Regions from separate parts of the Homo sapiens genome. Here region 2 is linked to region 1. Evidence: read pairs that join two places in POLR2A ChIA-PET (ENCODE). Cell type or tissue: HCT116. All regions are shown on one strand. Links, peaks and the distances in the headings refer to the core of each region. The heading gives the core; the rest is flanking DNA.

What was found. Peaks named below come from ENCODE experiments on the same cell type or tissue, not always from the same donor. Only the 100,000 strongest peaks of a DNase experiment are listed, where the experiment ranks them.
Region 2: POLR2A ChIA-PET joins it to region 1 with 5 read pairs; 3 of 35 experiments call an interaction of 5 or more read pairs at or near these places.

The regions. Positions count from the first base shown.
Region 1 is chr9:21,514,220-21,526,880 of GRCh38, reverse strand. All of the region lies in intron 1 of MIR31HG (MIR31 host gene), which reads left to right. It overlaps LOC124900282 (small nucleolar RNA SNORD55/SNORD39), which reads left to right and starts at 2,499; the gene lies at 2,499-2,574. In HCT116, for the core only: no CTCF peak of the experiment used is centred there; a DNase peak (open chromatin) is centred at 5,195; H3K27ac peaks cover 5,322 bases.
Region 2 is chr9:21,320,231-21,332,891 of GRCh38, reverse strand. It overlaps KLHL9 (kelch like family member 9), which reads left to right. Exons shown (of 1, transcript NM_018847.4): 1 at 1-3,227. All of the region lies in intron 2 of LOC107987053 (a long non-coding RNA gene), which reads right to left. It also overlaps the pseudogene IFNA20P. Among named protein-coding and RNA genes, the nearest start is that of KLHL9, 8.8 kb to the left of the region's middle. In HCT116, for the core only: a CTCF peak has its summit at 6,159 (motif pointing left); a DNase peak (open chromatin) is centred at 6,141.

The DNA of each region.
Region 1 (12,661 bases), core at 4,639-12,638:
GTACTTCACAAGAAGATCATCCCCAAGACACATAATTATCAGATTCTCCAAGGTCAAAATGAAAGAGCAAATGTTAAAGGCAGCTAGAAAGAAAGGTCAGGTCACCTACATAGGGAAGCCTATCACACTAAGAGCAGATCTCTCAGCAGAAACCCTACAAACCAAAAGAGATTGGGGACCAATATTCAACATTCCTAAAAAAATTCTAACCCAGAATTTCATATCTTGTCAAACGAGTCTTCATAAGCAAAGGAGAAATAAGATCCTTTCCAATCAAGCAAATGCTGATGGAATTCATTACCTCCCAACCTGCCTTACAAGAGCTTCTCAAGGAAGCTCTAAATATGGAAAAAGAGTTATCAGCCACTAAAAAACACACGGAAGTACACAGACCAGTGACGCTATAAAGCAACCACACAAACAAGTCTGCATGATAACCAGCTAACATCATAATGACAGGATCAAACCCACACATATAAATACTAACCTTGAATGTAAATGGGCTAAATGCGTTTGCAGAAGGTTAAAACTGGACCCCCCTCCTTATACCATATAGAAAAGTTAAGATGGATTAAATGTAAAATCAAAAACTGTAAAAACCCCGGAAGACAACCTAGGCAGTACCATTCAGGACATAGGCATGGGCAAAGATTTCATGCCAAAAGCAGTTGCAACAAAATAAAAAATTCACAGATGGGATCTAATAAAATGAAAGAGCTTCTGCACAGCACAAGAAACTATCAACAGAGTAAACAGACAACCTACACAATGGGAGAAAATTTCTGTAAACTATGCATTTGACAGCGGTCTAATATCCAGCATCTATAAGGAACTTAAACAAATTTGCAAGAAAAAAACAACCCCATTAAAAAGTGGGCAAAGGACATGAACAAACACTTTTCAAAACGAGACATACATATAGCCCACAATCATGAAAAATGCTGAACATCACTGATCATTAGAAAAATGCAAATCAAAACCACAGTGAGATATAATTCTCAATCAGAATGACTATTATTAAAATGTCAAAAAAATAACAGATGCTGGCAAGGTTGTGGAGACAAAGGGATGCATATACACTGTTGATGGGTGTATAAATTAGTTCAACCATTGTGGAAGAGAGTGTGGTGATTCCTCAAAGACCTAAAACCAAATACCATTTGACCCAGCAATCCCATTACCAGGTATATACTGGAAGGAAGATAAATAATTCTGTCATAAAGACACAGGCATATGTATGTTCATTGCAGCACTATTCGCAATAGCAAAGACATGGAATCAACCTAAATGTCCATCAATAATAGACTCGATAGAGAAAATGTACATATACACCATGGAATACTGTGCAGCCATAAAAAAGAATGAAATCATGTCCTTTGCAAAAATGTGGATGGAGCTGAGACCATTATTTTTAGCAAACTAACACAAGAACAGAAAACCAAATACTGCATATTCTCACTTATAAATTGGAGCTGAATGGTGAGAACACATGGACACATAGAGGGGAACAAGTCACACTTGGACCTACTGGAGGATGGAGGGTATGCGAAAATAGAGGATCAGGAAAAATAACTAATGAATACTAGCTTAATACCGGTGTGATGAAATAATCTGTACAACAAACCCCCGTGATACAAGTTTACCTATGTAACAAACCTGCCCGTGTACTTCTGAAGTTAAAAGTAAAAAATAAAAGGAATTATAAGAAATATTTAACACAAAAAAGATTTTAAAAAATGGGTGAAATGCCCCAATTAAGAGGCACATAGTGGCAAGCTGGATTAGGAACCAAGACTCATTGGTACGTTGTCTTCAAGAGACCCATCTCACATGCAGTGAGACCCATAGGCCCAAAATAAAGGGCCAGAGAAAAATCTACCAAGCAAACAGAAAACAGAAAAATCCTAATTTCAGACAAAAGAGACTTTAAACCAGCAAAGATTACAAAAAGGATATCACATAATGGTAAAGGCTTCAATTCAACAAGAAGACCTAACTAATCTAAATATATATGCACCCAACAGAGGAGCATCCAGATTCATAAAGCAAGTTCTTAGAGACCTATGAAGAGACTTAGATAACCACAAAATAATAGTGAGAGACTTCAACACCACACTGACAATATTAGACAGATCATCAAGGCAGAAAATTAACAAGGATATTCAGGACCTGAACTCAGCACTGGACCAGATGTACCTGATAGACATCTGCAGACATCTCCATCCAAAAGCAACAGAGTATACATTATTCTCACTGCCACATGGTACATACTCTAAAATCAATGACATAATCGGACACAAAACATTCCTCACCAAATGCTGTATAATGAGTACTAGGCTCATTATAATAACCACCCTCTCAGACCACACCACAATCAAATTAGAAAACAAGACTAAGAAATCCACTTAAAACCATATATTTAAATGGAAATAGAATAACCTACTCCTGAATGACTTTTGGGTAAATAGTAAAATTAAGGCAGAAATCAAGTTCTTTGAAACTATTGAGAACAAAGATGCAACATACCACTCGAGTGTGCAGTGGGGAAGCCAACCTTGGACAGCTGAGCATGTGAGAAAAAAAAAAAGATGCAACATACCAGAATCTGTGGGACACAGCTAAGGCAGTGTTAAGCAGGAAATTTATAGCACTAAATGCTCACATCAAAAGTTAGAAATACCTCAGTTTAACAAGCTGACATCACAACCAAAAGGACTAGAGAACCAATAGCAAACAAACCTCAAAGTTAGCAGAAGACAAGAAATACCCAAAATCAGAGCTGAACTGAGATTGAGACATGAAAAAAAACATTCAAAATATCAATGAATTCAGGAGTGGGTTTTTGAAAAAATTACTAAAATAGGTAGACTGCTAGCTAGACTAATAAGAAAAACTAGAAGATCCAAATAAACACAATTAGAAATGTCAAAGAGGATATTACTGCTGACCCTACAGAAATACAGATAACCATCAGAGAACATTATGCACATAAACTGGAAAATCTCAAAGAAATGGATAAATTCCTGGAGACATACATCCTCCCAAGACTGAGCCAAGAAGAAATTGAAACCCCGAACAGACCAATAATGAGCTCCAAAATTGAATTAGTAATAAATAGCCTACCAACCAAACAGAACTAGAGCCAAATTCTACCATATGTACAAAGAAGAGCTAATACCATTCCTACTGAAACTATTGCAAAAATTGAGGAGGGACTCCTCCCTAACTCATCCTATGAGGCCAACATCATTCTGATAACAAAACCTGGCAGAGACACAACAACAACAAAAAAACTTGAGGCCAGTATCCTTGATGAATATCAGTGCAAAAATCCTCAACAAAATACTGGTAAACCAAATCCAGCAGCACATCAAAAAGCTTATCCACCACAATCAAGTAGGCTTTATCCCTGGTATACAAGTTGGTTCAACATACACAATTCAATAAATGTGATTCATCACATAAATGGAGCTAAAGACAAAAACCATATGATTATCTCAGTAGATACAGAAAAGGCTTTTGATAAAATTCAACACCCCTGCATGTTAAAATCTTTCAATAAACTAGGTATTGAAGGAACACACCTCAAAATAATGAGAGCCATCTATAGCAAACCCACAGCCAACATCATACTGAGTGGGCAAAAGCTGGAACCATCTCTCTTGAAAACGGACACAAGACAAGGATGCTGTCTCTCACACCTCCTATTCAACATAGTATTGGATGTCCTGTCCAGAGCAATAGGCAAGAGAAATAAAGGGCATCCAAATAGGAAGAGAGGAAGTCAAACTATTTCTGTTTGCAGACAACATGATCCTAAATCTAGAAAACCTCATATTCTTGGTTCAAAAGCTCCTTCAGCTGATAAACAACTTCAGAGTCCAAGGATACAAAATCAGGGTACAAAAATCACTAGCATTACTTTAGACCAACGACAGTAACTAAACTAGAAATGCTTTATACCAGTTTGGCCAAGAGCCAAATCAAGAGCACAATCCCGTTCACAATTGCTACAAAAGAATAAAGTACCTAGGAATACAGCTAACCAGGGTGGTGAAAGCTCTCTTCAAGGAGGACTACAAAACACTTTTCAAAGAAATCAGAGGTAACAGAAACAAATGGAAAAATATTCCATGCTAACGGATAGGAAGAATCAATATTGTCAAAATGGCCATACTGCTCAAAGCAATTTATAGATTCAGTGTTATTCCTATCAAATGACCAATGACGTTCTTCACAGAACTAGAAAAAAAACTATGTAAAAATTCATATGGAACCAAAAAAGAGCCCAAAACGCAAGAAGATCCTAAGCGAAAAGAACAAAGCTCAGGGCATCATGCTACCTGACTTCAGACCATACTCTAGGGCTATAATAACCAAAACAGCATGGTGCTGGTACAAAAACAGACACATAAACCATTGGAACAGAATAGAGAGCCCAGAAATAAGGCCTTGCACCTACAACTATCTGACCTTTGATGAAATTGACAAGAATAAGCAATGGGGAAAGGACTCCATATTCAATAAATGGTGCTGGGATAACTGGCTAGCCATATGCAGAAGACTGAAACTGGACCCCTTCCTTATACCATATACAGAAATCACCTAAAGATGGATTAAAGACTAAATGTAAAACCCAAACCTATAAAAACCCTGTAAGACAACCTAAGCAATTCCATTCTGGACATAGGCAAAGATTTTATGATGAAGACACCAAAAGCAATTTCAACAAAAGCAAAAATTGGCAAATGGGATCTAATTAAAGAGTTTCTGTGCAGCAAAAGAAACTATCAACAGAGTAAACAGACAACCTACAGAAAGGGAGAAAAATTTTGCAAACTATGCTTCTGAGAAAGGTGTAATATCCAGCATCTATGAGAAACTTAAACCAATTTACAAGAAAAAAAAACCCCATTAAAAAGTGGGCACAGGATAAAAAGGAATGAGTTCCTGTCCTTTGCAGGGACATGGATGGAGCTGGAAGCCATTATCCTCAGCAAAGTAACGCAGGAACAGAAAACCAAACACCACATGATCTTATAAATGGGAGCTGAACAAGGAGAATGCATGGAAATGGAGGGGAACAACACACACTGGGGGCTGTCAAGGTGAGGTCAGGAGGAGGGAGCCATCAGGAAAAATAGCTAATGCATGCTAAGCTTAATACTTAGAAGATGGGTTGATAGGTGCAGCAAACCACCACGACACACATTTACATAACAAACCTGTGCATCCTTCACATGTGCCCTGTAACAAAAAAAAAAAGTGGGTGAATGATGTGAACAGACACTTTTCAAAAGGAGACATACACACAGCCAACAGGCATATGAAAAAAAGCTGAACATCACTGATCATTAGAGAAATGCAAATCAAAACAGTGAGATACTGTCTCACACCAGTCAGAATGGCTTTTATTAAAAATTCAAGAAATAGCAGATGCTGGCAAGGTTGTGGAGAAAAAGGAATGCTTATTCACTGTTGGTAGAAATGTAAATTTGTTCAACCATTGTGGAAGACAGATACCTCAAAAACCTAAAAACAGAAATACCATTCAACCCAGCAATCCCATTACTAGGATATAAATCATTCTGTCATAAAGGAATATAAACCATGCTGTTATAAAGGAATATAAGTCATTCTGTCATAAAGACACATGCACGTGTATGTTCATTGTGGCACTATTCACAATAACAAAGACATGGAATTAACCAAAATGTACATCACTGATAGACTGGATAAAGAAAAAGTGATACAGCTAAATCCTGGAATACTATGTAGCCATAAAAAAGAACACGTAGGAACATGGATGGAGCTGGAGGCCATTTATCCTTAGCAAACTGACACATGAACAGAAAACCAAATACCAGGTATTTTCACTTATAAGTGGGAGCTAAATGATGAGAACACATGGACACATAGAAGGGAACAACAGACACTGGGGCTTACAAGAGGGTGAAGGTTGGGAGGAGGGAGAAGATCAGGAAACATAACTAATGAGTACGAGGCTTAATACTTTGGTGACTAAATAATATGTACAACAAACCCCCATGACACAAGTTTACCAATATAACAAAGCTGCACATATACTCCTGAGCTTAAAATAAATGTTAAAAAAAAAAGTGAGAAAAAAAAAATTGCCAGAGTCGCCCCAGCCTTCAGCTGACACCACTGTATGATCAGCCAGTAGCCATCAAGATCAAGATAAGACCTTCCACCAGTAAAAAGGTTACAACTTGCTGGAGGCTCAGCTGATCATTAGCGTTTTTTAGCAATATTTTAAAAATAAGATATGTACTTTTATTTAGACATAATGCTAGTGCACAGTTTATAGACTACAGTGTAATATAACTTCTATATGCACTGGAAAGCAAATTTGTGTCACTTGCTGTATTGTGATATTCACTTTATTGTGGTGGTCTGGAACAGACCCACAATATCTCCAAGATATGCCTGTAGAAGCTTCTCTAGACCTTTGATATTTGGCTGGATATTATAAAAATAAACACACCCCATTCCTGAATCCAGAAGTTTTTCAATCACAGTGTCAATATCTGTAGGTCATGAGCGTGCCCATTCAGCATTTATTGGGCTTAATGTATGTGCAGATTCTTTGGTGGGCCTTGGGATAAAAAGTTTAAGAAGACATGTCCATGCCCACAAAGAGCTCAAAAGCTAGTGGGAGAGGTATGTGTACAGTGAGAATAGGGACTCTACATCAAGGTGTGTGGTGGAAGTGGAGAGACACAAGCAAAGAAGGGGGCACTACCTAACCATTGTCTTAAAGGATTAATTCTGGTTTGCCAGGTAGACCAAGCGGCATGTTCAGGGAGTGTTACAGAGTTAGGGAACAACACTTGGAAAGGGCTCAAGACTTAGCATTCTAAGGGAATGCCACTTGTGGGTGATGGAAATATCTGGAAGCCCTTGACTTTTGGATTAGTTGGGAAATTCCTCTGAAATGTGTGCATTATGTCTGACTTTGGTCTTAGTTGGGTCACAGGCAACCATTAGCCTGATAATATAAATGTTTTGTATTTTATGTGTTTCGACAGTATTCTGAAGCTTATTGACAAACCAGAAAACGGAGTCATTTATAGTTTTGTTGTGAATCAACATGGTGAATCATTGTTTAGTTTTGTTTTGTTTTGAGCTCAGAATGCTTCCTTTTGGAATGATGAAGCAGAATGACCATTTGAGGAATATTTCAGGGGCAGAAGAAATGGCAGGAACAAAGTGGGAATAGTATGCCAGGGGGTAGTGAGGAGATGATTCCAGCCCCAAAGAAAAGCCCCATTGGTCCGTAGAAAATAAGGGTGGTAATGTTGGAAGTTAGTTTGGGGGCACAGATAGAATGCAGACTCTGAGGGAAGACATGCTGAATTCAGATTCTAACATTAACTAGCACTGTGATTGTGAACTAATGACTTAACCTTTCTGAGGTTTAGTTTTCTCAGCTATATAGTATAAAATGGAAAAAAATTCTTCAACAGCTTTTCAGTTTGGAGTTAGGATTTAATAAAAGAATAGATGTACAGCTCTTGACAATGTATTCTAAATACATCTTACCTTTGGTTCAGACTTTGGAGGATATAGAATATGAATTTAATGTGTAAATCAACCATTACAAATATTTTATTTTTTAAAGATATGCACATGTCATAGTCCATTTGTGCTGCTATAACAAAATACCACAGGCTAGGTAATTTATAAATAAGAGAAATTTATTTTTCACAGTACTGGAGGCAGGGAGATCAAGGCACTGGCAGGTTTTGTGTTTGCTGAGAGCCAGGTCTTCACTTCAAAGATGGTGCCTTTTTGCTGCCTCTCTCTGAGAGGATGGACACTGTGTAGTCACATGGCCAGAAGGTGGAAGGGCAAGAGAGTGCTCCCTTCAACCTCCAGCCCTTTTATAAGGATTCGAATCTCATCCACGAGGGTGGAATCCTCATGACCTAATCACTTTTCAGAGGCCACGCCTCTTAATCCTGTTGCGTTGGGGATTGTCTTAACATAAATTTTGGAGGGGCACCATTTTTCAAACTAAAGCAGCACTGTACTAAATCTTTATGGGTGGTGGCTATACAGTAATGAAAAAGTCCTTTTGAAATGTCTTTTTTTGATGAAAAAGTGCTTGCCTGGGCCTTAGGAAGCACCATATAAATACTGGTAAGTCACTGAGCTCCTCGTGTCACTCATAATGGTCCCAAATTCTCTACATTTCCACACATGAAAACGTTGTTCACCCACTTTCAGAATGCTTTGGTTTCTTTCCAGAAGTGTTGATGGGTTTGCATGGATCTCTCCCTACTTTCACCACCCTCGTTCCTTTAATGTCAATAGCACACATTTTTTAGGTGACTGACTAGGATTTGGGTGGCAGTCCATGGCCATGAAATCCAGAGAAAGTAGAATGGCTCATACTTAAAGACAGAAATGGCTCTAGTAGAGAATAAACATTTGAATTAACTAATGTGATAAGGTACATGTTCTAAAGTCTAGTTCAATTTTTAGATTCATGGAAAATTCGTGAAGCAGGAAAGAACTCATCCTCAGTCTCTAAAGCTGATTTTAAATTAGGCATGTATACTCTTTCCTTCTTAGGCTTAGTTTCCTTAGAAGGTTCAATATAGTTCAAGAAGTTTCCACAGTGGGGCTGTATTTTGCCATCTAGCAAAGGTTCAGCAGAGCCTTCCTTCAGGTCACTTCAGCTACATAAGGCAAATGAAGTTTTCTAGTGCAACAGGGAATGATTTAGTGTTCAAGGAATATCATTCTTCACATAAATTGATGTCACAGATTCTTTGAATAGATGTTCCCAGTGGTGGCCTTAGACTAGGATTAACTCAGAGTCTCTCTGAGTCTGCATTTTTAAAGTATCTGTTGTGTTTTTGAGCTCCCTATCAGTGAAAGTCACCACTGCTCATGTAGGAGCATAGAGCAGAAAACTGTTTTTTTTCTTGGTTCTTCCATTTTCTTAGGCCCTCAAGCCTCAAGCAAATTTTTCTCTTCTGCTTTCCAAATATATCTTGAATCTGTGTGCTTTCTTTTTCTAATCCAAGGTTACACCATCTCTGCACAGACAGCCTTGGTGGCTCCTAGATGGTTTCTGTGCATCCGTTCTGGCCCCTCCTGTCCGTTTACCCCTATAGAGCAGCCAAAGTAATCTTGTCAAACACAAATCTTGTTGTTTGGCTTCCTTACAGCCCTTTAGTGGTTTCCCATCCATCTTAATAAGGTAATCCAAATTCATAGTACTTTCTCATGTAACCAGTACTGACTGATCTCTCTATAAGTCTCTTTCATCACAGTGTATGCTGGGTGCACAGAGATAAGTAAGGCTTTCCTCCTACTCTTAAGGAACCTATAGTCTAGCAAAACAGTTAATCAATGTTTACTCATTTATCCATAAATGTTCATTGAAATCCTATCATTTACCAGCACAGTGCAGAATAAGGAGTTGGTGACTTTGTTGTTGTGCATGTGATGAAATGGGTGACTTGAATTCACATGGCCTATTTGCTGTTCTAATGACAATTTTGACCTGGTTAGCCTAAATCCAAAGCATGTGGTTTTAATCATTATACTTATATCAGTTATTTTCTACAATAATACTGCATAGCAAACAACTAAAAATCCTCAAATAAGTTCAGCAGTGTTTACTGCTTACACATCTGGGGTGGGTCACCTAAGCAGCTCTATTAATTTTGGTTGGCTTTGCTCACATGTTGGGGTTGGCTTGCTTTTGGCTGATCTAGATGGGCCTTGGCTGGGGGGATAACTAGGGAGACTTGGCCATGTTCTTTGCGCCTTATTCTTTAGTAGAGTAGTCTGGGTATACGCTCATGATGACAAAGGATCAAGAGAGCAGGCAGGCCTAGTCTCACCAGTGCTTTTTAAGCTCTGTTTGCATCATGTCTTGCTCACATCACAAGCTGACCAAGACAAATTATACAGCTAACTCCAGAGTCAGAATATGTACTGCAAAGTCACATGGCCACGATTTGGATTCAGGGAGAATTCAGCCATCATTGTAATCCATCATGATGCTGTATTTGTTCTTATTATAGCTAGTGTATAATTTGATGATAGGATTTACCAAATTATGTGAAAATATATACTGTCACCTCCCACTTGGAAACCCATTATAGGTAAAGGCCCTGTCTTCAGCACGATGCCTGGCATATAATAGAAGACCAACAAATGTTAAATTAATGGAATTATTAGTAGGTTGATGACTTTGAGATGTTTACTCTAGATAAACTTTTTCAGCCTCAGCTTAGTCAATTATAAATAGGCGATAATAATATCTACCACTGCCAGTTTTCTGAGGATTAAGTATGGGAAAAATGTAAAAGTATATACTGCTTACTCAAAAAAGATAGTTACTTCTCCCCTCATCCCCCACCTTCCCTTTTCAGTGGGTTTTTATGAATTTTGGAAAATAGGAAATGCTTTAATTTTGGCCCATTTTAAGCAAGGGGTTATAGAATAGAGAGCTCTGAATTCAAAATATCTTCCATATTTTCTACTAATTGCTAGTTTAGTATAATACTTGTCTCCTAAAAATTGGGATCCTTTTGGATGCTTAAGCTTATTAACAATTTGCAGTTTGTCTTGAATCCTTATAATGTAGGGGTAGATTTCCTCTTCCTCATTCCTATAGACAACATATGTGAAGAGGAAATGGGAATTTAGAAGGGTAGTGGAGTGGAATTTTGGGAAATAGGGCATTTTGTGGGAGGACAAGCCTGGTGTAGGTACTGTGGTGTGTCTGTATATTGGGGGGTGTGGGAAGTTGGATAGGCAGAGGGAAGAGAGTGTGAGGTCTTCCAGCAGGCAAGACAGGGCTGGTGGGGCAGAGAATAAAAACCTAACTCCTTTTTGTCAGTTTTTCTATACTTTGTAGTTGCCCTGGGGATCGTTTCTGATACCTGATAGAGATATTCAGTTGTATTTTATTAGTATTCCTAAATTTAAAAGAGTTATATTCTGTCTTTGGTGGTGTTCTTCCATAAAAAAGATTATATAAAAATTAAAATTACGTATGCTATATATGTGTATACACACACATGTATACATATACAGGCTTGCTAATGTAAAGACACTTCAAAAATCTTTGATTTTATAAATTCTTTTCTTAGCCATTCCTATAAGCTGCCTTTTTTTACTCTAAAAGTATCTGTAATTATTTCAGTATTTCTCCTCAATAATACTATAGATGACTGTTTAAGCACAAATAAATAAAATATTTTCTATTGTAATTGTTTTTTCCCTCATTGGTACTTTTTTGTGCGATATGGATAGTGATCAAGTGTACAATGAATGGCATTAATACATGGAACCCTCCATAGGTTTTGAGTCCTTCCAGGGGCCATAATGTTGTCTTTGCCAATTTATAAGAGATTATATTTATTCATTCATTTGAATATATATATATGTATTTATTTATTTTGAATATATGTATATATAATTGTACTCCTTTCTTCCTGCAAACCACTCCCCACAGATGTAGGGCAGAGACACATATGGCTTCTATCAATTTAGGGAGTAGCTTTGAGCACATCCTATTAAATTGTCTATTCCCAAAGGCAATACCAACACATTCAGTGAATGTTATTTTTTCCTACAGTTATATTCTTGATTGGACCACAAAGTTTTTCATAATACTGTACATGAAAAATAGGACATTCTAACTTTTTATACATAATCAACCCCTACCCCAACCCCTTTTTAGAAAACACTTTTTTAAAAATGAGGCGTTAAGTAGATTGTATTTCAGCTCTGAAAAGCCACAGTGAGTGTTAGTTACTCCATTTTTTTCAGTTACTGTGATTGAGTTCTTATTCTTTATGTCTGTGTATTAATTGGGGTTGGTATAGCTAATTCCCCCTTGCCCTTCATATGTCTGGAACATGCTAGATTTGCTGCCAGAATACTTTTATATCAGTTATTTAGAAGTAAAGTCACCTTATTAATTTTAAATGAATTTAAAGTTAGAATAATTTGAAGAATCCTAGACTTTGAACTTTATTTTGTTAGTTACAATACTAAAAGTTTGAAATGTAAAAGAAAATTTTTTCTTTTAGGAAAAAAATTATAAATGGGCCCTGCATTCTCTCCAGGGCATTTTTTTGTCAGCATTTTTCAAGGTTTAACCTTAACTGCTAAGGCCTATAATCAGGTATATATATATATACCTGATTTGTTTTCCCATTGTAACAATTCCTGGTTAGGTTAGAGTTTTGCAAGAAATTTGTTTAAGGTATATGTGGTGAGGGTGTGGGTTTTACCAGTAACCTGGTGAAAGCCATGATTCTCAGGATATATTAGAGAAATTAAAGAAAGCACCTCAGTTTCAACAGCAACAGCTTCTTCAAAAGAGTACAGTTTTTTTCTAGACTTTTCAATTACACATTGAGAAATTATTTGATAACCTAAAAAGTAAGTTTTCTTCCTCCTTTTAAATATTCAGGTATCTGCTACATCTGACTGGTAAATCAGATAGTTGCTGTTATTCAATTTTCTTTACAAAATGAATCTGAATTTTTTTTTGAGAAAAACCTCGCTCTGTCATCCATGCTGGAGTACAGTACTACAGCCTCAAACTCCTGTGCTCAAGCAATCCTCATGTCTCATTCTCCCAAGTAGCTAGGACTACAGG
Region 2 (12,661 bases), core at 1,341-9,340, 190 kb after region 1:
TCGTCTTGTATGGCTTTTAGTATGTTTATCAAGTGGCTAACAAATGCATTCTGAAAATGTATTTAACATAGCTGTTTTAACAAATGAAAAAAAGACGTAGAAAAATGTTTAGATGTCTTTTTGTGATGTTATATAAAATTGTAGATGACTGTGGTAAATGTGTAATTATGTCCATTATGCTTCAAAGTTGAGTTTTCATCTTTGACTCCAAAATGTCAGAGGGAGGCCGCTCTAAACTAAAAATAACGAAAGGTTGCCAAGTATTAATACTAGTTACCTCCCTCTTTTCGTAGTTTTTGTCATGTCTGTCAACTTACTCGATTGTGTGGTTGCATTCAGAATATTTGAAGTTTCTTACGTAGACAGAAATAATAAAAATATTAACTAGGAAAAAACAGTATAGCACCAAGCCAGTATTTGGTATCTCTCTCTAGAGCGAGCAAGAGAGGGAGAGAGGAGGAAAAAATACACATAATACAAACATACATGCATGCACACATACATACATATGTATACACACACATAATTTGAAAACTGATTGGCACTTCAACGATGCTGAAATTGTTTTTAAATTGAAGTTTCTTTCTTCCACAAAGCAGCCGTTTCTATTCAAATGGAAATTCAGTACCAGAGAATAAATGTCTATGTAGTCATACTGAATTTAGATAGATAAGGGCTACAGCATACTAAATCGACAACCAAATTTGTCATGTGACTAAACCGTTACTTCAGATGAAGCTTACATTACTGTTTTCTGCTTGTGTATTTTCTGTAGAGTACTTTTACACAGATTGGTAAAGTTCAGGTTTCAGAGAACTGCTTTTGTGCAGAAAATTTAGGTTCTTTTTTCCACCTTTTTGGTCAGTAAAACTTAATGAAAAAAGCAAAGAAAAAAATATTCTGAACAAAGCTATAGGGTTTTAAGTTCAGCCTCCCAACTTAGTCATCCTAACATGATTATTTTGTGATTTGGGGTGCTTGCCCTGGTGCTGTTCCAGTCCATGTGCATCCTGAGCTGTGTGATCTGCCTCGAGGCTATGATCTGAGCAAGCAGGAGATAACATTTTCTTCTGCATCAAGTGAGGAAAAATGTGCTTTTGGCCATGTCTCAAAGACAGGACCAACTTCAGATTCCCAAAGAAGCCAGCTACAGAGCCTCTGGAACACTATGGTCTTACAAGCAGTACTAAAATCAACCCTCAGCCTCTTCAATGCCAAAGGTATCCCTATTGGTTGAGAACCACATGGTAATTTTTAATGGGACTTTTATCAGCAAATGGAGTTACAGGAATTCTCTGTAATGAGTGATTCTGAAGAGGTACTTTCCTGGAATAATTGTCTACCTGAAGAAAAAAAATTTATATATACATTGTGTGTGTGTGTAATACACACACACAACCCCCTATACCTGGAAGATTGTCAGCATGTAAATCAGGAACAACTTTCTCCTTATTGACAATCCCATAATAAAACTCAGGAACCAAGGCAAAATGAATTGGCTTCTAGGGGTCTGAACCTTACTGCCCATACAAGTGTTGATTCATTTTAATGCTGTTTATGATTTCTGCATTGGCAGAAATTTTCATACTTTCTATGTTTTTTTAATTACTCAGTTTTTTATTACTAAAAATAGCACATTTGAGTACATTTGAAAAGTAGAAAAATTAGAAATTATTAACTTTATTGAATAAGCAAGAAGTGCATCCTAATCCTTTGATTATTAATGAGGTTGAATATTTGTGTGCTATCGGTAGCTGTGTTTCTTTGATCAGATGTTCCTGTCCTTTTGCCCTTCTGTTATCTGTTGGAGTTGCTTTGTTTTTCGTATCAAGTTATAGGATCTCTTTATATAATAAATGTAATTTAACTTGCATTTGCTTGCATTTATTTCTTCCCTCAATCTGTTGTAGTTTTACAAAGGCAACGCTGTTCAGTTAATTTTTGAGATCAAATTTGTCTTTTTTTTTTTTTGAGACAGGGTCTCACTGTTGTGCAGTCTGGAGTGCAATGGCACGATGTGTGCTCACTGAAACCTCTGCCTCTCATGTTCAGGCGATTCTCCCACCTCAGCCTCCCGATTAGCTGGGATTACAGGCATGTACCACCAAGCCCGGCTAATTTTGTATTTTTAGTAGAGATGGGGTTAGGGGATAATTTTGATATGGTTTATTTTTTATGTAGTATTTCAGTGCTTATTCTGACATATCAAGGTGATACTGCCCTGCCTCTATTTTGTACAGGCTTTTCCTTTTATTGAAAAAAAGTACTTTTTATTACATCTTATGTCTGAACCTGGTGCTTCCTATTGAAATAAGTATTGCTTTACTAGGTAAACTGCTCTATCTACATCCCCCACCTCCAGCTTCACCCACCCTGCCTCTCATTTTTTTACTTTCCCGTATTCTGCAGTTGACAGTTCTCTTGGTAATCATACAGGTAGCTGACTAATGCTATGCTAATACAGGTTGAGCAGCCCTAATCCAAAAATCCAAATTGCTCCAAAATTTAAAACTTTTTGAGGGCCAACAGGATGCCACAAGTAGAAAATTCCACACCAGAGCTCATGTGACAGGTTACACTCAAAACACAGTGAAGACTTGTTTCATGCACAACATTATTAAGACTATTATAATTACCTTCAGACTACGTGTCTGAAACGTGAAATATAACCGAAGTTTTAAGTAATATTGTTTAGACTTGGGTCCCTCCCCCAGGATACGTCATGTACATGCAAATATTCCAAAATCCAAAACACTTCTGGTCCCAAGCATTTCAGATAAGGGATATTCAATCTGTACTGCTCATTAAACCTGGAGTTTCTTATAGAGAGAAATTTTAGGTGGTTGAAATGATTAAATGGAAAGAGATTTATTTTCATAAGCTGGTAATTTTTTAAAGAAAGTTCAGACTGGAAAAATATTTAGAGGATAAAAACTAAAAGCACATAAAGCATTATGTTAACATTTCTTGTTTTAGTTTTTCGGAAAGTATTCAAAAATTAACATTTGTTAGCTTTTTTGATATGTCTATTATAGAACGTACAGGAAAATAAAAGCAAACTAATTTATCAGTGATTCCACATGTTGAAGATAATTTCTATTAATAGTATATTATATATATATATATACGTACATATGTGCAGGCATTTGTCAAATATTTTTCAAGTATGCCAGACCTTAGGCTAAAAGCTGGATAATGAAAATAAATCCACCTTCCAAAGACTCCTATTATCATGACTTTCTCTTATTTTTTAAAAAGCTGTATATATTAAAAAATCATAAGGTGTTTTTTTCTAATTATCAAATGCACATGTATTTAGAAAAACAGATTCCATTTTTATTCAGATAAATCCAGACTTAAATTTCTTTCCCACTTGCTTACAGTAATATTTATGTAGTTGGCCTGCAAAGCAAACACATTTCACTCATGTTCAGATTTTTGTAATCAAAATTATTTTGTTCTCACTATAAAGGCAGTAAGCTCCTACAGGACATTTTAAAACTACATAAATGTGCCATCCCCAGCTCAACCGATTATAAACAACTGCCGAAAGATTGTGGGGTAAGTTTAACTCTCTAAAACTTCAGCTTTGTCATACATCTATCAGGTTGGGTGTGATCATTAATAATTCTATTTATATCAGATTTGTAAGGAAATAATATAAAGCGATTAGCATAAGATATGCACAAAAGCAGTGAATGATAGTTGTTACTAACAAAGTTGGGATTTTATAATTTTTGACTTTTGCTTCAGCTTAATGATTTTCAGGCTATTGTTCTTTGAAAGTGTTCAGCGTCTATACAATATTTCATTCCATGAACATGCCAAATTATTCCATTTCCTTATGTGTAGATATTTAAATGTCTACCATAAATTTTCACCATAATAAAGCAAGATGTAATATTCTTACATAAAACTTTGCCCATAGCTACTACCCTATGATAAATGCTAAGTAAAATCGGAATCATGTAGTGTTAGCTTTTTTAGGGTCTTAAAAAATATTTCCAGGATTATACCATATGCATTTTTAGCAGAACTGTGTTCAGTAACTATTTCAAAGGAAATCTTTGCAGTTCTAGTTATTTCACTGTTTGGATTTACATATCTTTAATTACTAGTTATAATTTCTTGTTTATTGAGCATGTGTATTTTTCATAAATCATTTGCTCCTGTCTTTTGCTTTAATTGTCCTATTTGCTATAAATACTTTTTTATACTCTACTTTTTTATTCAATTTAATATGATCAAGTATGTTCGTCTTTTTTGTATGTTGACCTTTCGGTGATATTTTTGTTTTTTTTAATTTGGGGTGTGTGTGTGTGTGGTGGTGGTGGTGGTTGTTATATAGTACTGATGTGGTATTACTTGTTCTTGATACTATAGCTCTATAGCTTTGTGATTACTAGTTCTTGACATGTTAGGGTGGCATTTACTGCTTGTCTCCTGTTCAAGTAGCTTTTCTTTCTAGTTAAAATGAGAATGAGATTTTCCTTAAAATTAATAAACTTACCTTTTTATATTGAGATTAATCATTCATTTTTTTTTGAGATGGGGTCTCGCTATGTTGACCAGGCTGTTCTTGAACTCCTGGTCTCCAGTGATCCTCCTATTTCAGCCTCCCAAAGGGCTAGAATTACAGGTGTGAGCCACTGCAACTGGCTATATTAAGATTAATCTTTATTCTCTATTTACAGCAAGTATTTGCCCACTTGTGTTCTGTGAGCAAAGAAATCAAGTGTTTTTCCTTTGTAACGTAGCACAATTAGTTTTTTTGTCATTTTAATGCTTTCTTGAATAATTTTTTTATCATTAGGTGGCATAATTATCCCAGTATTTTATGTTGTTATTATTGATACAACTTTCTACCAAACTTTTGGCATAAAATCTAATGTATTTTTCAAATTACCTAATTTTTCCATAACCACTTTTTGAATATCTTCATTTCCTTGCTGAATTTTTATGCTTTAAAAAAAATCATAAAATCTTATAGTCAATCAATTTAGAGTATTTTTCTTCACTTCCAATGATCTTTTTTCAAGTTAAGTTGTCTTTGATATATACGTGTGTGTGTGTGTGTGTTTGTGTATTTCTGCTTTGAATGGGATTTCGTTATGTTATATTCTGAACTCTTGGTAGAAGTAGGAAATATGTGGTTTTAGCATAATGGTTTTCTGTCTACCGACTCTCATTGATTCTTCAGTTTTTTGGGTCAATTCTCATATTTTCACCTTAACTAACCATTATCTGCATATTATAAAAGCCAATTTCATATTATTAGTTTAATGTGAAACATTAAAGCATGGTTCATACTTCCAGCAAAATTATAGTAGTGACCGAGGAATTGTGTCTTATGCGTAATTTTAATAGGGGTAATTCTAGTTTTAGGATTCCTTTGTTACAAGGAAATATCCTTGATCTTGTTCACGAAGTTCCTCATTAATTAGGAGTCTTAAAAAATTAGGGTTGTGTATCTTCATTACAAATGATTTCTGTACCAGCTGATCCAAATTTTTCTTAGTACCATCCATGGGCTGAAAGAAAGGCTATTTCTTCGCTGTGTGATCAGTGTGTCATTAACTACCCATTTCTTCATTTATTTAGTCAAATTTATTGAGATGATAATTTAATTTTTCTCATGTCAAATACTGAAAAAGAGTCTGTTTTTTAATTGTTTTCAACTGTTGGGTTAGAAAGGACTCTTACATATTGCTGAGTGCATTGTCAATTGGTTTACAGTTTAGAATGCAATTTGGCAAAAGTAGTAAAATGATCTTTCAAGTTTCATACCTTTTGGACAGTAAGTATATTTCTAGAATTAATAAGTGACAGAAAATAGGCCAGAAATAGTCATCTCAGCATGATACTATTATTTGCTTCCTAATAGGACCACATTAGACCTTCCATTAAAATACTTTTAAATGGATTTTTAAAGATTCTTCCCACCTTAATTTTGATACTTTATCTGCATCCTCTAGTATTCAATTGTTGAGCATATATTTGAATGGCTGGATGATGATTAGAATAAAAGACTTAGATATTCATTAAGGATGACTGAACACATAACTGTTGAATTGTGTACCTGAGCCAAATGCACTAGTACACAGAATAGGTCGTTCCTCTGTAACAGTCTCAGAGCAACTGCTTTCCAGGGGCTAATGTTATTCTGCCATCTACTGGTTAAAATTAAAAGTCTTTGTTTAGCTAGATTACAGAAAATATATCTCCTTTATCAAAACAACAGTAATAACAAAACCCAGAAATTTTTATAGCACATGTGAAAGTTCAAAGTTGGCAGCTTATATAAATTACATAAGTGAATATTAAAAACTTTTGGTAATTTTTGGGGTACGGTAGATCAAAGAGAAGAATTATTTTTTATATTACTTAAAAATACAGATTTAAATAGCTATGACCTTTATTTTATTTATAAATTCATATACATTTAATTTTAAAATCTGCAACATTTCATCTGGATTCTAAGCATTCATACCCAATACTTGCTTTTTCCTTTGAGTGGATTCCCCATACCATTTTTATTTTTAGTTTTTAGCAGACAGCCTCATCACAAAGACATGTATAGAGTAAATCTTTTCCACAGCAGAAAGGACGTAATATGCATTATATCTGGTTATAAGTAAATATGACAACCTCATAATATTTAAGAAATTTTTATATTGGTTTGCTCATTTGGGTATGAGGATCAAATCATGACTGCTATAGCCACATAATTTTCACCCGGCCAGCCAGACACACATATGCATAAGCATATACATGTGTTTGATGTAAAACAGCTTTTGGACCAGCTGATCCAGATTTTTCTTAGTGCCACCCATGGGCTCAAAGAAAGTCTATTTCTTGACTATGTGAACAGTAAGAATGGCATCAACTACCCATTTCCTCATTCTCCATGTTATTGTCTCAGAACAAAATATTCTCTTACACCAAGCATTTTTTCCCTCAAGATGGATGTGTATAACAACAAGTGATCTCTTAATAGTGCCTCCTGAAGGATATCAAGAGTGCACATATCTTTTCTACATAGAACTGAAGGAGCAAGATTAGATTTCGTGCAATCTTAGAACAAGATGTGTATAAAGCTGTTGACAGCAACTAAGTAACCCAAACTTCAGAAGTTTCGTTGTCTAGAGCCCCTTCTCCAATTGTAAGTCCAAAGAGTATGTCTAGCTCTTTACTGGTCCATCTTCCAAAAGACTATTACAATACAGCCTTACAATCTCTTATAATGGAAGTTTATCATTTTTTGCCTCATTTCACCCAAGTGCCAGTCAACAGAGTACATGTTTGTATGTGGTGGGGATGGGAGGCAGGTCTAACTTCTACTGATTCAAACAGCTTTATCTTACTTAGGGAGTATACTTTATCACTTAGAAGTCAAAACATTCTTCCAGCCAGGAATTAGTGATCCATTAAAACTTATTTCTAATTCATGTCAAATCATGAACCAAAACATACTCAGTATAAAAACCTAATGTGAGTCAGTGTAATGTTTATTTCTTCATACTAAGCAGTGTTTACTTCAATTTTTTATTACTCTCTCCATCTTTCTCCAGATAAGAAAATCACAGATTTCACAAAACCTTTCATATATGTATATACACATACTTGAAGACATCAATTAACTCAAAGATTAAGGAAAAAGAGTTTTTGTTTTGATTTTGTTTTTTGTTGTTGTTGTTATTGTTTGTTTTTTGAGATAGAGTTTCACTCTTGTCACCCAGGCTGGAGTGTAGTGGTGTGATCCTGGCTCACTGCAATCTCCGCCTCCCCAGTTCAAGCGATTCTCCTGCCTCAGCCTCCGGAGTAACTGGCATTACAGGCGCCTGCCACCACCCCTGGCTAATTTTTGTATTTTTAGTAGAGACGGAGTTTCACCATGTTAGCCAGGCTGGTCTCGAACTCCTGACCTCAGATGATCCGCCTGCCTGGGCCTCCCAAAAGTGCTGGGATTACAGGCGTGAGCCACCGCCCCCAGCCAGAAAAACAATTTTTAATTTTCAAGGCTGGCTCTCCATTAATAATCTCTCCCATGCCCTGGACTAGCTATACTTTATCCTGCAAGGGGAATAAGTTATGGATTCCATTGGTATGTCTACTTTGTTCACTTCTTGGGCTGCAATATCTACACTTCCCATTCACCCTTACCACTTACTTAGTAGATAGTCTAGCCACTTGCAAGAGGTTCATGGCTACCATTTGGGAATGCCTATAGGAGATCAAGGAGATCCATTGAAACTCAGCCCCCAAATCCAAAGTCACTTTCCTTTTGATATCTGTAGTTTCATCATCTGTCATAACCATGCCTACTTATCATCTGTAAAACACCCTTTCTACATTAAGGGATACTCACATTATGAATTCTAGTTGTGGTTGTTTTAAAATATATTCACAAATTTTCTCATGCTCGTTTCTTTCCTCCTTTTGACTATGTGTTGGATTTAGTGATTCCCATCTAATGAATACAATGAAACAATGGTGTTTAAATTATAGACTAGGTCATAAAAAATTGTGTACTTCCTCCATGTTTATCTCTCTTCTATCACTTCCTCTAGTACAAGCCAGCTGCCATGTTGTGAGCACATACCACATAGCTCCATGGAGATGCCCATGTGACTGTGATGAAGAGCTAAGACTTCCTGTCAGTGGCCGTGTGAGTGACCCATGTTAGAAACAGATCCGCCAGCCCAAACAGAACCTTCAGACAACTGCAGCCCCAGCTGGCATCTTGACTGCAACTCATGAGCGATTCTAAGCCCACCGAAGCTGCTCTTGAATTATTGATTCACAAAAACTTTTAGGTAATAAATGTGTGTTGTTTTAAACCACTGAGTTTTTGATTAATTATGCATCAATGGAAAACCAGATCACCAATGCAGGCAACATAATGTAAATTTCAAGCCTCCCTTGTAGATAGGACATGGGAACAAAGAAAGACTTGCCGATCTGGAGCACCTGCATGAGCTTTTGATCCTAATGTGTCCACAAGAAGATATAGGCTCTACGTGGTGTTTCTGTATTTATTGGCTGAGTTGGTGGCTTTCTATAGTGGGAAGTTCAGGTTTTAGGAAAAGAAATGGCATTAGAGAATGGAAGTTCCTTCTAGTTCTTACTAGAGCAGCATCATCAACAGTGGGTTTTTATATCTGGACAGTTCTCTGGTTTAATTTTTGATATTTTTATCTGGAGGCTTAGTCTAGAGCTTGTTTCTATGGCATCCCAAAAATTCAGCAGGCACCACATCTTAACACCTCTGTTTAGTCATCAGTCTTACATTCAGCTTTACTCTTTACTACAACGTAATAAATACCTTCCAAACCTATTACCTATCTCGTTGGGTACAATAACTATGTCCTAATGGGTCCACTTCCCACCTTTCTAACCAGTATGTGCAAGCAAATCCCAACCTAGTTTTCAAAGGGCAGCTGTAAGAGCTTTTCTAATATGTATTTGGTGACATCAATTCACTGCTTAAAACATCTCAATATTTCTAATGATCATTTCTGTGACTCATAATCCCATAATTGCTTGCAATGCCTTTTACAATACAACACCTGCTTCCTATTCTAACTTCTGCTTTCTCCCTCCCTCCCTTCTACTTCTACATAGTTCTAAACCTTCTTCACTGTTTGCTCCTGCATGCGCCCTCTGGCCGCTACGCATTCACATCTGCTGTTCCCTGTTTCTGACCCTTTGAGCATCACACATTTACTTGGTTAACTCCCACAGATCCTTGAGATGCCAGCTTAGCAGTTACTTCTCCTGGATGCTTTCCCTGACGGAAACAAGTGCTACACGCTTCCAGAATCTGATACTTTCCCTGTCACAGTCATTAGCATTACTTTAATTAAATGCTCACTTGCCCACATCCCACCAGACTGGAAGCTCTGTCATTCCCTGAAAGCAGAGAATGTGTCTACTTTCTTTCATTGTAACTAGCACCATCCACAGAGCCAGCAAATAAAAGGTATTTGCTACTTATTTGAAGTTTCAAGGTGGATGATTCCGTATTTCACTTTAGTTTCTAGTTCATGCAACTGCTGAAACTGAATCAACGGTCATCAGATATGACTTATCTAAGAAACATAAGTAAAACTGAATTCACTTCAGCTGGTATAATCTATGTGAATTGTTCATCTCCTTCATGGCCCTAGGATTCCTACCTACCTACTTATTGTTTAGAGCTGTCTTCTCAGGAAGAGTGCTCCACTGAAGAAAATAAAGTCTTTATTTAACTTACCAATATTTTCACAGTGACAAGTAAATTGCCTGGAGCAGAGATATTTAAAACGATTTATGAATAAATAGACTTAATGTTCCTTTTGGATTTGAAAGCAGATTAAAGGTTTAAGGGCACTTTGTATCTCTTTGAGGGTTTGAGTAAGACCTGACTTTTACTGTAAAGATTTAAGTACCCGCTCCATCCTCACCAAACAATAGAAACCAGAAGGCAAAGCTGACCATATTTATAAACAATAAATTTTGAAAATATAGCAATTATCATTGGATAAATTTTAATTATTACAAGCTAAAAATGTAATTTCTCCCTATTCAAAAGTACAATTTTGCCAGGTGCAGTGACTCATGCCTGCAACCCCAGCATTTGGGAAGCTAAGGTGAGTGGATAACTTGAGGTCAGGAGTTCGAGACCAGCCTGGCCAACATGGCAAAAATCCATCTCTACTGAAAATACAAAAATTAGCTGGGCATGGTGGTGCATGCCTGTAATCCCAGCTACTTGGGAGGCTGAGGCATGAGAATCGCTTGAACCCGGGAGGCGGAGTTTGCAGTGAACAGAGATTCTGCCACTGCACTCCAGCCTGGGTGACAGAGTGAGACTCTGTCAAAGACAAACAAACAAAAAAGTACAATTTCTTATTATTGAAACACAGTCTTACAAAAATGACTCAATATATCGATAAATGAAGCAGAAAGGAAAGTCTTTGAATTGAATGAATATTTACAAGCTCGAAGCCACATAATTAGTAGATGAGACCCAATTGACTGATACTGGGTCTAAATCTAAGTTTCCTTTCCAACCTCCTGGGATTTCCGATGAGCCTATTAACACAGAGAAAGCATTTATTGATTTTCCTTTCTTAATCTGCAGTCTGACAATGTCCCAGGCACAACAGATGTGTTCTTTCTTTCTCACATAGAGACTGATTGCTTGTGAATACTCCTTCACAGCCAGGCTGGAGTCCTCCTACTCAAGGTCTCTTTGATTTCCTATACCCAAACAGGTCTCCAGAAATTCTAGCTACTGATCAAGCCCAGTGAGGAATTTCAGTTCTTTGTGCTGAAAACGTTGGAGATCTGCTGGATCATCTCATGAAGAACATTGGTGGCCTGAGCCTTTTGGAATTTGGTGCCATGCGGCTGCTCTAGGGGAAACTTAAAAAACATTCTTGTTCTTCAGACAGGAAGAAAAGAAAGATTCTCCCAATTTGGTGCAGAACTTTGAAGGTCACCTATTTATGGCAGCCCATGGCTCTGGGCTAGGCCACAGCTAAAGCTGCAGAGAGAACTGCAGAATATCATCCTCAGTGTCACTAGGGAAGAGGTTGGCCGGGTCATTGGTGGGATACAGCTGGCTAGGCCATTTGAGTCTTTACCCACCTGTCTCAGCACTTTCTTGTTGTGAGATTCTTACATAACCAGATTAGGGTTTTCAGTTTTTGTACTTATCTCAACTTTATTTCTACTTTGTTCACTTTCTCTTCTATTTATGGGTCTCAGATAATGTCATGACCTCAACACTTCTTTTGTATTATGACAATGGAAATTAAACACACTCAGAAAATGGCAAAACTCTCAATCTAATAGGAAATACCCATCCAAATGAGGCTCAATGTTGAAATAACAACCTATCTGAGTCTCAATCTATGTCTCTTTTAAAATTCTAATAAGTATACTTAGAGGTTTGATCTTGGACATTTTTACTTCTTAAACTGCACTGAAATACATGTTTCCTCACCTCTCTGCATTTCTCTTTTAAGTGGCTAATACACTAGGTTTGATTTCTTCCACCTTTCTTTACAAGAGCCACAGCTTATAATCTGTAGATAACGGTGGCATAAAACTCGAAAACCCAGGGTTAAGTCATCCAGTTGTCTTTGTTCTGTCACTAAAAATGTCTTTACTGCATATATGTGACAGACAATAGGCTTGGCAATTTAGATTAACAGATAAGTAATACAGGATGATGACTACCCTCCATGGATTCAAAGAATGGCATTTAAGACATGATTGTGATTAATTAAACACTAGCATGCTCAGTGCAGCCAAGAGGAAGAACTGAAAGCTAATGAAGAGGGAAATTGGGAGGCAGTAGAAACTGCCACTTTGTGACAACATCTGTGGCTCCTGGGAGCTTAAACAACATCAGATTTTCCTTTCCTCTTCTGCAAAATTGAGACAATTTTAATAGTTGTCACATAGGAAACTGCAAAGATGAAATAAAATAAAGTTTGCAAATTACTGGCTGAGAATCTGAACATGGTAAATGATAGTTACCTTTAATTTCAATGTAATAAATAACATAATCCTGTATAGTCCACATTTAACCAAATCCAGACAAGAGAAGCTTTGATTGCAGCTCCCCTGACATTCCTGAGGTCTAACACGTTGATGTCCCTCAAATTGA